2 separate regions of the Homo sapiens genome follow, and region 2 is linked to region 1. Evidence: chromatin loops called from intact Hi-C (ENCODE). Cell type or tissue: psoas muscle. All regions are shown on one strand.

Region 1 (8,000 bases):
TCCTGCTGCCCTGTGAAGAGGTATCTTCCGTCATGACTGTAAGTTTCCTGAGGCCTCCCTAGCCATGTGGAACTGTGAGTCAATTCAACCTCTTTTCTTTATAAATTACCCAGTCTTCTTCATAGCAGCATGAGAATGGACTAATACAGAGATATTTTCAAATTCCCCTCTATAGGAGATGTGTCATTTGCATCTCCTCAGCAATGTATAAGATGCCTGTTAATCCATAGTCCTGCCAACAGTGAAGTTGAACTTTTATATTTTTAACAATTGAATAGGTGAGAAATAGTATTTCAGTACAGATTTAATTTGCATTTTTTTCTCGTTATGAGAGAGGTTGTACATCTTTTCATGTGTTTCTGGATTGCTTGCTTGTTTTGCATGTTAATACTGCACCATTGAAATCTATCCACATTGCTCTGTGGATATATGGTTTGTTTTGCCTTTTTTGCTCCATTGCATTCCATAGACTACATTCATTACATATAACTTTAACTTGGTTATTTTTCCTAGCATCTTCCGTTACCATAAGCCATTACCATAAAACATGGGGAGAGATAATTTCTCTGGGATATGCATCTAGGAGGACATATGCACATTTAATTTCACTCAGGGCTGACAGATTTTTGTGAAATGTCTGTAACCATCTACCTTTCCACCAACATGGCATAAGAATTTTTACTTCAAATTTACTCATGTTACAGATAAGGCAGTGTGGCCTAGATGGATCATAAATTTAGCCAATAAGAGCCAGGATTTGAACCTTGATCCTTCAGTCTACATTAATCATTGTTGACTAATGTCATATTCAATAAAAATGAATTAATTCAACAAACATTTATGGAGTGCTTACTGTACAGCAAGAAAGGTTCTGGGTACTGGAGATATAAGGAGGAGATTATAGTCTTAAGGTGTGCGGGGGGAGATCAGTAAATAATCAAATAGCGACAGTCAAGATTTGTATATCTCCATCTGCAAGTGTGCATATGTCACGTGGGTGGTCTGGGTGAAGTGGCCAAGCCAGCCTTTCTTCTGACTCTTGGCCAAGTCTGAACAGGATGAAGAGTAATTTTGCTCTTTTGCTTCACCAGATTCTTCTGCTGGTCACAGGCTCATTTTATAAGGCTTTGTGGGAACGTTTCCACATCTAGAAATGTTGGCCAACTAGTCTGCCATGTTAATAAATTCTTTGGAAAGCTCAATCCACATACAGTTAGAGAAAAAGAAATATATTTGGATGGGTACATCATCCTCTGGTTTTGTCCTCAGGACTATGAATTTCTGATGAGAATTTAGAGAAATCAAGTTTCTCCTTTTGTAGTTTTATCTAATTTGGCTCCCATCATTTCTCACCTCTGTTAAAAGCAACTAGTTTGGACTGGAGCAGTGTCCCACACTTTTCAATGCCTGGGCCTTTTTTTCTTGAGACAGAATCTTGCTCTGCTGCCTAGGCTGAGTACAGTGGTGTAATCATAACTCACCGTAACCTCAAACTCCTGGGCTCAAGCAATCCTCCCACCTCAGCCTTAAAGTAGGCAGGACTACAGGCATGCACCACCATACTGGGCTAATTTAAAATTTTTTATCTTTTATTTTTAGTAGAGATGAGATTTTGCTATGTTGCCCAGGCTGGTCTCAAACTCCTGGCCTCAAGTGATCCTCCTGCCTCGGTCTCCCAAAGTGCTGGGATTACAAGCATGAGCCAGCATGCCTGACCTCTTATTCCTTTTCTATCCATGTTTTCAAAGACATTATCTTCTGAATAAATCATTTGCTAATGACTACTGTTATTTTTCTGCTATTTATGATTCAGATATGTTTGATTATGCAATAAAATCACATTTTAGAAGTTCTTATGATGGCCCTGATAGCCAATCAGAGCTTCTAATTGGCGCCTGGTCATATGGTTTGGCTCTGTGTCCCCACTCAAATCTCATCTCAAATTGTAATACCCTCATGTCAAGGGAGGGACCAGGTGGGAGGTAATTGGATCATGAGGGTGGTTTCCTCCATGCTGTTCTCATGATAGTGAGAGAGTTCGCACGAGATCTGATGGTTTTAAAAGGGGCAGTTTCCGCTGCATGCTCTCTCTCTCCTGCTGCCTTGTGAAGAAGGTGCTTGCTTCTCCTTCACCTTCCACCATGATTATAAATTTTCTGAGGCCTCCCCAGCCATGTGAAACTGTGAGTCTATTAAACCTCTTCTCTTTATGAATTACCCAGTTTTGGGCTCCGTATCTCTGATTATCTCTCTCTCTATATGTATGTGTTTGTGTGAGTGTGTATACATATGGAGAGAGGGAGAGAATTGCATCTCAGGAATTCCTCTGATGTCACCTATGATTATCATCCAATGAATTCAGCACTCCATTGATGGAATCTCAGAAAAAAATCTTACATTGTGTTAAACCTATGGGCTGTGAGGTCAGACTGCCTATGTTCGATCCCAGATATGGCTCTTGCTTTCAGGTATCGAGTAACTACTGTGTGCCAGGCATGGCTCTAAAGTGATGGCAGCAGTGGCCTATCTGTAGTGGCCGCTGCGAAGACACCAGCTGCAACGGGGGAGGTGTGGCTGGGGCTATGGACTCTGTGTGAAAGAGTCTGTGCGAAAGAGCCAGCAGGAGCTGGGAACTGGTGGGAGCCCTGCCCCCTGCTGAGTGGGTGGGGCGGGAGCCCCATGCTCCCTGGGTGCATGCTGCAGACCTGGGCATCCCTTCTTGGGGCCCAGGAAGCTTTTTGCCCCCACAGGCTTGAAAGTGACTGCTCCCACTGCCTGGCCTCTCCCTGCTCCTGGTGCCCACCCTGGGGTGAAGCAAAGTTGTGGCCAAGCCTGAGTGCTGTCACAACCCTGCTGGGTGTGTGCACACTTGGGGTGGTGCTGATACACCAACCCCCTGCTGCCTTGGCCCCTTGTGGACTTTGGGCACCGATGAGCATGGGAGGGAGGCTGAGGTGTTGAGGGCAGCTCTGTATGGGCCTGCAGGTGCCTCTTGGCAGGAATAGCCTGGGTACTTTAGACAGCATGTTGATGGCAGGAGGCAGATAGGTTCCTGGGCAGAAAGGGGTGGGTCCTTGGTGAAACACCTTCAAACCAGGGAGGGCCTGAAGCCTGGGGGCTGGGCTGCCAGATCTGGGTGGAGTCTGTGGCCCAGAGTGAGAACTTATGGTGCTTTTTCTGGGCTGCCCATGGGCCAATCAGCATGCACTTCCTCCCTTCTGAGCCCATAAAACCCCCAGATTCAGCCAGACTCACACAGATGTTGGGATGTGTGAGCAACCTGCCTGCAGATAGGAGCTACCTACTGCAGGTCTTCTCTCTGCTGAGGGTTTCACCTTCATTGGGATGACCTGCCTGCAGATAGGAGCTAACCACTTTGGATCTCCTGAGAACTGTACTGTTGCTCAATAAAGCACCTCTTTGCCTTGTTCATCCTCTAGTTGTCCGCATACCTCATCCTTCCTGAATGTGGGACAAGAACTCAGGACCTGCTGAATGGTGGGACTGGAAGACCTGTAACACAAACAGGGCTGAAACACATCCCCCTGCTTGCCACATTGCAGGTGACAAGAAGGAGAGTAGAGCTGTGGCCCTTCAGGGAGCCTAGACCTAGGGGCTCCCCAAGCCAGAGCTGTAACACCCTCTTCAGGGCTCTGTAGTTTCTGGCATCTTTGAGCTTTCAGGTGCTATCATGTTCCCCCTGCCCAGACACTGGTGCCTGCAGCAGAAGCCACTTGTGGTATGTCTGGTTCAGCTGCAGCCTTGCATGGAGGCGGTGCCTGTGCCAGTGCCTGGAGCTGCCTGCGCCACTGCAGCAGCTGGTGTGCCTGGCTGTGTGCAGTGGCCAGACCCTGCCCTTGCTTGCTCACACAACCCTTGCTGCTTCATGCCTGGCTCGCCCTTGGCAGGTGTGGAATCTGGGCCAGTAGTGCAAGCCAAGCGCAGCCTGCTGGGCCAAGTGGGTGGAATTGAGTCCAGCGGGCACAAACAATACTCAGGCAGAAGGCACTGCTGGCTGCAGAGGTTTCCGGCTGGTGAAGTGACACCCCAAGGATCCCGTGACATAAGCACTTGGAATTTATTATTAAATTAAATGCTCTATTACTTTTGTTTACAGGTGGCACCTTAAATTAGCTTCCTCAAAATTAAAGTAACTTATTTATTTATATCCAAAAAGTCTAGGATTTCAGGTCTGGCTGGATCCAGGGTTCAGAAGATATCAAGTCCTAGTCCTATCTTCTTGTACTTCCTCCTCAATCAGGCTGCTTGTTGTGGCAACTTTTCTTATGACAACTCCAGTTTTATAATTTACCCACTTCACAATCTGAATAGAAGAGATTCTCTTTTCCTGAGAGTTTCAATAGAAGTGTCAGAATGAGGACAGATTTATTTGTCCATTTCAGAACAACCCACCGGGCTGTGGGAGTTTGATGCTCAAACTGCACAGATCTGTCAAATGCCCATGCTGGACCTGGGGGAGTGGTCTGCTTCACAACATCACCTGAGAGTGGGGAAAGGCGGCTCCTCAAGGAAAACTGGGAGGCCATGGCCAGAAGAGGGGCATGGATGCTGGCATGCAGATGAGCAGATGGCCCGTCCATTTCACAGATGGGAAAACTGAGATGAATTTAGGCCCAAAAGCTAGGAACTGGCTCACGTCACAGCCAGTAAATGGGGCTGCCAAGATTCTGACCCAGTTCTCTCTAACTCCACGGCCCACCCCCCTTCTGCTGTGTACTGCTGAGGGCAGGCTGTGCCTCATGTCCCTTTCTGTGCCCTCACACTCTCTGGCTATTCCTGGTTCTGAGATCCTACTTGTACTCTCAGGGTGTCTCGATCTCTGTCTTAATCATGTCCACCACCCTCTATTCTAATTAACAGGATTTTGTGGTTTTGGACCACCTTGTCATTCACTGCCTTATCTCAGCTGGTTCTCATAGTAATCTAGGGAGTTACTGTGGGCTAAGACTATTGCCTGTTAGTAAAATAAAAACTATAGCTTTATGGTGGTATGCAGTGGGCGCCTAATACTGGTGACACACTCTCGAACATAAATTGTTCCCCTACAAGTGTTTCTCCCACTGTTAGTTCCTCAAAAAACAGCAGGAGGTGAGTTAGCTGTGGATCAGATTGTGGGCTAGTGGATGTGTTAATACTAACCCTGGAACGGATGGACTTGCTGACTAGGCAGTAGGCAGCTCTGAACCTCCTGTGCCAGTGAGGTCAGAGCCTGCCCCTAGGACACCCTCAGTGTGAGGTAGGGAGCAGAGCAGAGCATGTGGGCAGCAAGGTGCCAAGAGGAAGAAAAAGGAAAGAAAGGGGAGGGGAGGGGAGGGAAAGGAAGAGAAGAAAAAGGGAGGAGAGGGGAGGAGGAGAAAGAGAAGGAGAGAGGAGGGGAGGGGAGGGGAGGAGAGGGTAGGAAAGGGAAGAGATAGGAGGGGAGAGGAGGGAAAGGAAGAGAAGGGAAGGGGAGAGGAGGGGAAGGGAGGTGAGGAGAAAGAAGGGGAGGGGAGGAGAAGGAAGAGAAGGAGAGGGGAGGAAAGGAAAGAGATGGGAGGGGAGACGAGGGAAAGAGAAGGGAAGGGGACAGGGGGAAAGGGAGGGGAGAAAAGGAAGAGAAAGAGAGGGGAGGGGAGGAGAGAGGAGGGGAGAAGAGAGAAAGGAAGATAAAGAGTGGGGAGTGGGGGAGGGAAAGGAAGAGAAGGAGAGGGGAGGTAAAGGAAGAGAAGGGAAGGGGAGAGGAGGGGAAGGGAGGGGAGGCAAAGAGAAAGAAAGGGGAGAGCAGGGGAAGGGAGGGGATGGAAAGGAAGAGAAGGAGAGGGGAGGAAAGGGGAGGGGAGAGGACAGGAGGGGAGGAAAAGAGAGAAAGAGAAAGGAAAAGGAGGGGAGGGGAGGGAAAGAAAGAGGTTGGGACAGGAGGGGTGGGGAGGAGAGGGGACAGGAAGTAAGGGAAGGCAAAAGAACTTGCTTTTCAACTTCACCAATCAGGTTAAGTCTCCCCTCTTCCCTGGGGGATGATATGGTTAGGCTTTCGGTCCTGAACTAAATATCTTCTTGAATTGTAATCCCCATAATCCCCATGTGTCAAGGGAGAGACCAGGTGGAGGTAATCGAATCTTGGGGGCAGTTTCCCCCATGCTATTCTCATGATAGTGAGTGAGTTCTCACAAGATCTGACGGTTTTATAAGGGGCCCTTCCCCCTTCGCTCAGCAGTTCTCCTTCCTGCTGCTTTGTGAAGAAGGTGCCTTCCTTCCTTCCCTTCACCTTCCACCATAAGTTTCCTGAGGCCTCGCCAGCCATGCTGATCTGAATTAATTAAAAACCTCTTTCCTTTATAAATTACCCAGTCTTGGGCAAGTCTTTATAGCAGTATGAAAATGGACTAATAAAGAGGGTGAGAAAGGGGGCAGAAAGAAGCCAAGAGTGTCACCCCAGGAGAGCTCCTGCTACTGCATGGAAAAACACATCAAGAGAACAAAGATTTCCCTTCCAACATTGCTTTGCTGACACAGTCCCGGGCTCTGAGACTCATGGAAGGTTCTAGGGAGGCTGTCTTGCCCTGGCCCTCAGATTGTTCACATACCACAGGTGTTTGAGAGAAAGAACAGAGCAAATGAGGAGACACAAGCAGTTGGGGGTATGCAGAGGAAGGAGGAGAGGGGAGCCTGCAGAGGCACCGTAACTACTAAACTCCTAACCTTTCACCAAGCGTGCTGTCGTGGTGAGGTGCATGGCTTTGGAGTTGGATGAATATGGCTGTAAATTCCAGCTCTGCCATTTACTGTGGGACATAAACACATCCTGGAATCTCTCTATGTGTTACTGTACTTATGCATAAAATGGCAGTCATTTTATCAACCTTGTGTGGTTATAAAGATAATTTAAAGAGTGTAAAATGCCTGGAACATAGTAGGTGCTCAATAAATAATAGCTATGAGCAAAATCCTACCTCCTCCTCAAGGTCTACAAGCCCCTCCTTTCTCTCCCACCCCATCTCCCACCCTCTCCCTGCTGTACATTGCACACAGCACAAATGCACTAATCTTCTTTCAGCCCCACAAACACGCCAAGCCCATTCCCATATCAGGCCTTGGCCTGTGCTACTCCCTTTGCCTGGAGAACTCTCCTCATGAATCTCCAGCCTCACAGCTCTTCCTTATCTCACCTGCAATGGTGCTTGCTCTCATTTTCTTATCTTACCTCCTTAATTCATCCAAGTTCCTCCCTACCACACCACCCTGTTGCATCTCTTACAAAATGTATCATTGTCTGAAATGGCTTGGAGTTTTTTGATGGTCTCTCTTCCGCTAGGATGGAACTTCCAGGAGGACAGAAACTTCCACTGTGTTTCTCATGCTATATTTCCAGTATTGGGGCCTAGTAGATGCTCAATAAACTCTTCTGAAGGAGACAATGACCATGGTGATGGTGATAGTGACATTGACTATGTGGACTCAATAATCTCCTCTTTCCCAGCCTTCAGAAATTTTTTCTTTTCTAACCTGCCTCAGCTTCAGAGCTTCTCCCTGTGTCTCGCAGGAGTTTTGTGGGTCACAGGCAGTGCCGGTTGTAAAGAACACAGCCCATGGGGTGAGGAGATGACACAGCCTTTGGGAGGAAGACAGGGCTCGTGAAAGAGAGAGACGTGAAACAGCAGAGTTTTCTTGGCCTGAGGCCTGAGACGCTGCAGTGAGTTTATAGAATGCTAGCCAGTTATGATTGTTTGTTAAGGGACATTTACATATCATTCAATGTTGGCCAGGATCTTTTACAATCTTTTAATCAAATTTGCAAAGAACATTACAAACTTTTAAAAAAATTTACTATTAGTTATTAAACTGGCAGGAGTGTACCTGCATCAAAAAAAAAAAAAAAAAAGGGAACGCTTGATTTTGTGGGACTGGAATTGCTTTTCATCCTCTGATGCCTGGCTTCATGTCAGCTGGTTGTACTGAGGGTTAGGCCTTTAACATAATTTCTTTTGAGGGAGGACACAAGT
Region 2 (8,000 bases), 89 kb before region 1:
TAGATTTGTGGGGAAGGAAAGACAACGGTTGAAAATGAATGGCAGGTTACAGAGCAATGTCTGAAAAGACAGGCAGACCCTTTTCTGCACGAATTCCCCTTCTGTTACGTTTGCACATGCATTTGTTAGGGAGAGACGTATATCCAGGGTTTGTCAGGTTTCTGGCCGTGGCTTCTTGTCCTCAGTGGCTCCAGAGTCAGACAGCAGAAGTCTCATTTGTCTTTCCCACATGAAAGTCCTGGAGCATCTGTAAGTTATGATTTGTGAAGTATCTGCTTTAAAGCAGAATGCATTTATCATCGTGCTGGCCCAGACGACATTGTAGAGCACAGGAATGAGAGGATCCCAGGCCTCAGAGTAGGAGGGGCTGGGCCTGATGACCCACCGTGAATGGAGTCTGGCTGAATTGATAAAATTCCCTGGAAACAGCCCAGGAGCAGCCAGATGTTGGCTTTACAGCGAAACTCTTCGGTAAACTTTTAACTGCATGTGAAAACCAGGGCTGGGCATTTCCACTTCTAGGTTTACCCAGGAGAAATGCAAACATATGTCCACACAGAAACTTCTACACAAATGTCTATAGAGCATTATTATTAGTAAGAGCCCCAAAGTGGAAGGAACTGATGAATGGGTAAATAAAAGCTGGCACATCCATTTCATTTGTGGAATATTACTTATGATCTATTCCATAATTTTATTTATGGAATATTTTTGGACTGTTATTCAACAGTAAAAAGGAATGAGGTACTTAATACATGTGACAGCATGGATGAACCTTGAAAACATTATGTTCAGTGAAAGAAGCCAGACACAAAAGACCACAGATTGTATGATTCCATTTGTATGTAATGTCCACAAGAGACAAATCCATAGAGACAGCGTAGATGAGTGGGCCTGCGGGTGGGGTTGGGAGTAAATTGGGAGTAGCTGCTAATGGGTGTGGAGTTTTCTGGGGGGTGCTGAAAATGTTCTAAAATTGTGATGATGGTTGCACCCCTCCGAATATACTAAAAACCCCTGAATTGTGCACTTTAAATGGGTGAATTATATGATATGTGAATTACATCTCAATAAAGCTGGTAATAACTTAAAAAGGGGGGGGCTCAGGGTGGAGAGTGGGAAAGGGGTGGAAGCCTCTATCTCTCAGGCCTCTAAGATTCCAACCTCTGGTTCCACAGAAATCTCATGCTCATTTTGTGAAAGAAGCGAAGACAATCTCCTGCCAACCATGGTCAACATAGAGAGCCCCAGGGCCAGGCTGCCTGTGTCTGTATGCCAGCCCACCCCTTGAGAGCTGTGTGACCTTGGGCTAGTGACTAATTTTTAACCTCTGGGTTCTTTGCTAGGGCTCACAATAGTTCTTCTTTTATGGATTGTTGAGAGGAAGCACCGAGGTGACATAGCTAAGCCTTTTGCCTGGTGCCTGGCACACAGTAGGTACACAATAGATGCAGCCAGGGCGATTGCTACTCTACAAGGCACCTTTGTGCAAATTAAAAAAAGGCCTCCTCCAGGTGGATACATATGAAAAGGCTTCTGTCCTGGCCAGAAGCAGCCCCTCTCCTACTAGCGGCTCTGTGAGAACGACGCGGGCTGGGGCCCATTCACCTGCCCATCGGCTGGTGCCTTGTGCATGTATGATCTGCACATCCCTGCTTGGCAGCCCTGGTGGTAGCTTGCTTTCTTCTTCCTCTTAGCTACCACTTGTCAATACTCTGTGGCTGAAGCTTCCCCATAAGAAAGACCTAACATCCCCACATTGGGGCTCAACACACCTGCTCTTCTTTTCAATCTAGCAATAAACCAGATAGATGTATTTAATGTGTGCTTAACAATGTGTCCAGCACCATAGGGACTTTCAGAGGAGGATATTACAAGTCCTGCCATTGAGATACCTAGAATTTAGTTGGGGCTATTAGATTCAGACATCTGGAATAATCTGAGAACAATGCAATAATCTGAGTATAGAAATGAGGTGTCGAGGCTGGGCACGGTGGTTCACGCCTGCAGTCCCAGGACTTGGGGAGGCCGAAGTGGGTGGATCACCGGAGGTTGGGAGTTTGAGACCAGCCTGGCCAACATGGTGAAACCCCGTCTCTACTAAAAGTACAAAAATTAGCCAGGCGTGGTGGCGCATGCCTGTAATCCCAGCTACTCGGGAGGCTGAGGCAGGAGAATCGCTTGAACCTGTGAGGCGGAGGTTGCAGTGAGTCAGGATCGCGCCACTGCACTCCAGTCTGGGTGACGGAGGCAGACTCCGTCTCACAGAGAGAGAGAAAAAAAAAAGGAATGAGGTGTGGAGGAAGAAATCCCAGCTGTCGAATCAGACAGACTTGGGTTCAAATTCTGTCCTGCTACCCAGGAGCTAGATGGTCCCAGGCAAGCTGCTCATTTTCTCTGGCTTCTGTTTACTCATCTGGAAAATGCAGCTATGAAGTATCCTACCAAGTGCAAAATATCCTACCAAGTGAGATTGCCATCAGAAATAGGATTTGGAAGCTTCCAGCACAGAGCCTGGTGCATAGTAGGCTCTTGAAAACTAGAGGTAATATTACTGTTTCAGGGAGAAGTACTAGGGTGGAGTACCCAGTGACCTTCTTATCTTGGCTCATGGCTCTCCATGCTTAAAATCCTCCCATGGTTGCATGGGACCCAAAGTCTGAATTTACCATGTCCTTCAAGGCTCATGCATGGGTCTTCAGACCACCACTTCCTTACTTCTTTGTTTCAGCCCCGTGTCTCGTGTCCTTGTGAGCACATGGAGAGTGTGTGTTGGACTATTTGTAGGCTCCATTCTTCCTTGTCTATTAGAAAGGCAGCAGGGCTGCTGTCTGTCTCACTCGTCACTGCAGCCCAGCCTGTAGCCCAGTGCTAGGCATCTAGTGGGTGCTCAGTAAGAATGAATGAATGATTGAATGAACAATTGCGGGAAGAAGCACCAGCAATCCTGAGAAGGGAGAGGTCTGTGAAGGCGGGAGTCAGCAGGGAAGGCCCTGGGGCTCCATCCTCCTCCTTCTCTGGGTCACGCTTCCCCTTAGCATTGTATGCACAGCATTGCCAGGTGCTTCTCAGTGACAGCAGCTGGAGAGGTGGCTCAAGCCCATCCCAAACCCATTTCCCACTCTTGGAGGCTGCTCCAGGCGGGTAGTTTTTCAGAGCTCAGCAGCCTCCTCAGGCTGCTCTCACACTGGCCTGGCTTCGTTCAGAGTCCAGCCCTCCATCTGAGAAGCCCAGGTAATCAGCTCTGCAGAGTGTGCAAGGTTTAGATGCAAAATGCATCTGCAAGGTTTTCAAAACATTTTTTTCTGGGTTGTAAATCAAGTACTTTAAGTATTGCAAACCGGCTGGGGTGCGGAGTTAATGTATGTCTTGAAAAAACACCATCATGATTTGCCTTTTAAATTTGAGAAAAGAATTCCACTTCCCTTACTTTTATTAGAGATATGGAGATCTCCAGGGGGAAGGCGCTAAGTGGAGGCTGTGGTAGGTGTTAGCTCCTTCCCTGGAAGGGCGGGGAATGGTGAGTGGCTTAGGGCTCAACTTTCGTCTGTTTGGCTGAAGGGCAATTTCCCTGTTTAAAAAAGGTAGCAGCTGCTTCTCTTAGTTATCTCCAGCGGGACCCCATTCACTTTTGTCTGTGTCAGGCTCACGGGCCACAAAGGTGCTTGATTGCAGCAGGTTCAAACGAAGCCTTGCTGGCTGCTGCCATTTCACTATGAACTGGGCTCAGCTCACGAGTGGTTCACCCCAACTGCCAGAGGTCACTCATGTCCCAGTCTTCTACAGGATCATGGAAGGGAAGTGGACCGTCCAATCTATACATCAAAAAGGGAAGCGGGAGTGGTGGCTCATTCCTGTAAATCCCAGCACTTTGAGAGGCCGAGGTGGGTGGATTATTTGAGGTTAGGAGTTCAAGACCAGCCTGAACAACATGGCAAAACCCTGTCTCTACTAAAAATACAAAATTGGCTGGGCACAGTGGCGCACACCAGTAATCCCAACTACTCAGTAGGCTGAGGCAGGAGAATCGCTTGAACCCGGGAGGCGGAGGTTGCAGTGAGAGAAGATTGCACAATTGCACTCCAGCCTAGGCAACAGAACGAGTCTCTGTGTCAAAAAAAAAAAAAAAGAAAAAGAAAAGAGAGAATTTGGAGCTAGGCTTCCTGGGTTTGAAAGAACATGAACCTCCAATGTAACCTTGAGATAATCAACTGTGACTCGGTTTCTTCGTCTGTGAAATGGGAGTTGCAGTGTTAACAAATTGTATGTCGAGTTCTTAGAAAAGTGTGTCGCCCACAGTGAATGGTCCATAAATCTAAGTTTTGGAAGGAGGCCTCTTTGGAAAGGCAGGATGGGGTCTTGGTCCTGTCTGTCCCTGCAGCAGCCTGGGCACGGGGCATTGCACACAGTAGGTGCTGCTGTGTCGAGCACACTTGCTTCACTTGTAAATTGAGGGCCTGAGACAAAAATGTCCTTAAGGGTCCCTTCCAGCTCGTAGGAAGAGAATCCTAGGATTCACTGAAAGGCTGCATTTCCTATTGCTTGTTTTTTGGCAGAAGGGCTCCTTGCTGGGGAAAGCAGGAAGTATCTTCAATTCTCATACACACTTTGCAAGTGTACGGAGAGTCTCCCTGTGTAGACTGTCAGCCTATGTTTAGGGAGGTCTGCTCGCCTTCCCTGCTCTCTGGTTCTGTGGGATGCAAATACATTCTATTCAGCTCAAGGCAGCCAAGGCTTTCTGAAACACGTGTATGAGGTGGCTTCTGAACTAGACTCTATGTGAGACAGAAAATGTTCACCCATGCTGGGTGTGGTTGCTTCTGCCTGTAATCCTACACTTTGGGAGGCAGGGGGATCACTTGAGGCCAGGAGCTCTAGATCAGCCTGGTCAACACAGTGAGACTCCCTCATCTCTACAAAAAAATTGAAAAGTTAGCTGGGCATAGTGGCCTGCGTCTGTAGTCCTGGCTACTTGGGGGGCCAAGATGGGAGGATTGCTTGAGCCCAGGAGTTGGAGGCCACAGTGATCTACGATCACACCACTGCACTCCAGCCTGGGCAACAGAGCAAGAACTTGTCTCAAATAAAAGAAAATAAAAAGAAAATGCTCATCCTCAAAGAACCTCTCAGTTTTCTCATCTGTAAAATGGGTTGGTAATAGAACTTAACTCCTAGGTTGTCACAAGGACTCATGGACCACACACACTCTGAGAACAGTGCCTGACATGAAGCCACTTGTCAAGCAGTGTTATTTGTTATTATTTGTGATTCAGAGGAGGGTAAGCTCATGTTCTGCTGGGCAGCTCAGAGGAATCTTTGCTCATTCCTTAGATGCTTAGACTTTAAAGGGGCTTTGCTTTTGGTCCCAGTGAGGCCAGAGGCTCCTGGCTGCCTCTGCTCTCAGGATCTCCCTGTGGACACCACTTATTCTTCCCAAGGCTTTAGCAGTGATTGGGCACATTGAGCACCCAGGAGAGCTTGGCTTCTTGATCCTGGATGACAGGTAGGCTAGAGGCAAGATTCCAGGGATGAGGAAAAGACTTAAGAGAGCCCTGTCCCCAGGGGAAGGGCTGTTTTTGCAGTCTCACTTAGAGGGAAGAATTGACTCATATGTTTACTACTATTTCATCCTTGAAGATGAACAAATAAAGCTAACCTTTACTGAGCACTTTGCCAGGCTCTGTGCTGAGTAATTTGCCTGTGTCATCTCACTGAATTCTTAGAACCATTCTATGAGATAGATGCTGTCACCTGACTTTGCCCAGAGGTAACTGAGGCCCAGGGCCCCACTGTTTGTAACTTGGGGATGATGGCAGGAATACAACCCATGTCTGTCTGAGCTCGAAATTATGAGCCTAGACTGCTTCCCAAGAAAGAGTAGAAATATCTCTGTCATTTTTTCTTGTGGCAGGTGTTCCCTTCTGCCTCTCCCAGGTAGCTGGTTTAAAAATATTTATTCAAATAGCACTGTGCTAGGCACTGGGGGAGGCAACAGGGAGTAAGATATTGCCCCGTTGAGTTCACCCACCTCTTGATTCTAGAATGTGCATCTAACCCTGACATTTGAAGATCTTCAGTCTTTGTGGTCCACATTTATCCCTCCTTGCTGGTCCTTTTAAGGAGACTGATTTCTTGTTGTATTTATTTTTCTTCTTTAATCTCTCAGAATTTTATTACTTTCTATCAAACACATCCGTTAGGCAGCCTTGGCTTTCTCAGTATCAATTAAGACAGATGCCAGCAAACCTTAGAAGCTCTCAGTGGTCCTTGAGGCAAGATAATTACCTTGTGTGATTCTTAGTAGATTTGATAGTGAACTCTTTCTTCCATTAGCAGAAGGCATGCAGGGGGGAGACTAATGGTCTGTGTCTCTGGTGAGCTCAAAGCCCAGCCGTGAACGTGTTTGCCTGGAAAGACAGGGCAGTGATGTGCTTGCTGCTCTGGGAAGAACCTCATTTTTCATCATCCTCATGGTTAGTGGGTATCTGTTTTTCAGGCAGGACCAAATGGAACACTGAGGGAGGAAATGAATGAGTGTGTGGGCGTGAAGCAGGTAGTAGAGATCCTGGAGAGGAGAAAAATGAAGTGGAAATCTCCACTTATTTGGTTGTGTAGGAAGGTCCAGAGCAGAGGGAGCATTTTTCCCTTAACAACCCTCATAGCAGGAATCATTGAGTGATCAGTGTGTGCCAGGCACTATTCTAACTATTTACGTGCTTTTTCGCCTTTGAACCTGTATTATTATCACATTCATTTCATAGATGAGGAGGCAGAGGCTTAGAGGAAGTCCAATGACTTGCCCAAAGTCACAGAGCCAGGATCACAGGATGTAGGGCTGGACCGTCTGACTTCAGGGTTCATGATTACAACCACTGTTGGAGCCGGACTTAAAGCACAGAGAAGTTGCCTCCGTGCTTGGGAAAATAGCAATATGAAGAACTTAATTTCATGATCCCAGTCGTTCTATGTCTTACTCATTTATATGCTCCCAGTGCCTAGTTCAGTGCCTGGCACACAGTCAGAATGCAAGAAATATTTGTCAAATGGCTGTGGAGTGTTATGAGTCTAGGTATGTTGGGAGACTTGGCTGCTGGTTCCATCACTGCCACAACTTAAGCTGTGTGACCTTGGGCAAGACATGCCCCTCCATGGCTTCAGCTAACTTATCTGTAAGATGAGCGCTCTGGGCCAGATTTTTGTTTTAAAATTTATTATCCATTCAACAGATATTTATTTATTTATTTATTTATTTATTTATTTATTTATTGAGATGGAGTCTGGCTCTGTCGCCCAGGCTGGAGTGCAGTGGCGTGATCTCGGCTCATTGCAACCTCCACCTCCCGGGTTCAAGTGATTCTCCTGCCTCAACCTCCCGAGTAGCTGGGACTACAGGTGTGCACCACCATGCCTAGCTGATTTTTGTATTTTTAGTAGAGACGGGGCACAGGCTGGTCTCAAACTCCTAACCTCAGGCGATCCACCTGCCTCAGCCTCCTGTAGTGCTGGGGTTACAGTCATGAGCCACCACACCTGGCCATTTAACAGATATTTATTGATTGCATTTTCTGTGTGAGATACCACTCTGGATGGTAGGGAGACAGCCATGGTGAGACAGATGACGTTTCTGCTCCCTTCCTTGCAGCTTACATTCCAGCCGCTTCTAGAAACTGCATTTTGTGAATCTTCATGTCTTGCCCCAAAATTGTTTCAAAGTGGCAGTTGCTGAATTCTCTTCTGTTTGCCTTCCCCTACTAAAAGGCAAGCCAGGGCAGGGGTTTTCATCAGTTTTGCCTACTGATGTACCCCAAGTGCCTAGAACAGTGCTTGGCAAGTTAATATTGCTGATGTGCATGCATGCATGAATGATTGCAATATCTCCTCTGCTAATGAGATCCCAGGATATAAAAATTCTAGGGCTGAAGCCTAAGAAAAAATTAAGGAGCAAAAATCAAATTTTCCAGGAAAAAATCCCATTTTCCAGGAAAAATACTGTCTTTATA

What was found. Hi-C counts contacts between places; a loop is a spot of excess contacts. Peaks named below come from ENCODE experiments on the same cell type or tissue, not always from the same donor. Only the 100,000 strongest peaks of a DNase experiment are listed, where the experiment ranks them.
Region 2: it touches region 1 in a loop (2.8-fold over the local background); 21 of 110 quality-filtered maps call a loop at or near these places.

The regions. Positions count from the first base shown.
Region 1 is chr12:106,035,300-106,043,299 of GRCh38, reverse strand. No RefSeq gene overlaps it. Among named protein-coding and RNA genes, the nearest start is that of NUAK1, 100 kb to the left of the region's middle. In psoas muscle, no CTCF peak of the experiment used is centred here; a DNase peak (open chromatin) is centred at 3,899.
Region 2 is chr12:106,124,264-106,132,263 of GRCh38, reverse strand. All of the region lies in intron 1 of NUAK1 (NUAK family kinase 1), which reads left to right. It overlaps LOC124903007 (a long non-coding RNA gene), which reads right to left. Exons shown (of 2, transcript XR_007063442.1): 2 at 7,534-7,751. Among named protein-coding and RNA genes, the nearest start is that of NUAK1, 11 kb to the left of the region's middle. RefSeq lists a silencer at 339-633 and enhancers at 850-1,599, 1,600-2,349. In psoas muscle, no CTCF peak of the experiment used is centred here; no DNase peak of the experiment used is centred here; H3K27ac peaks cover 3,567 bases.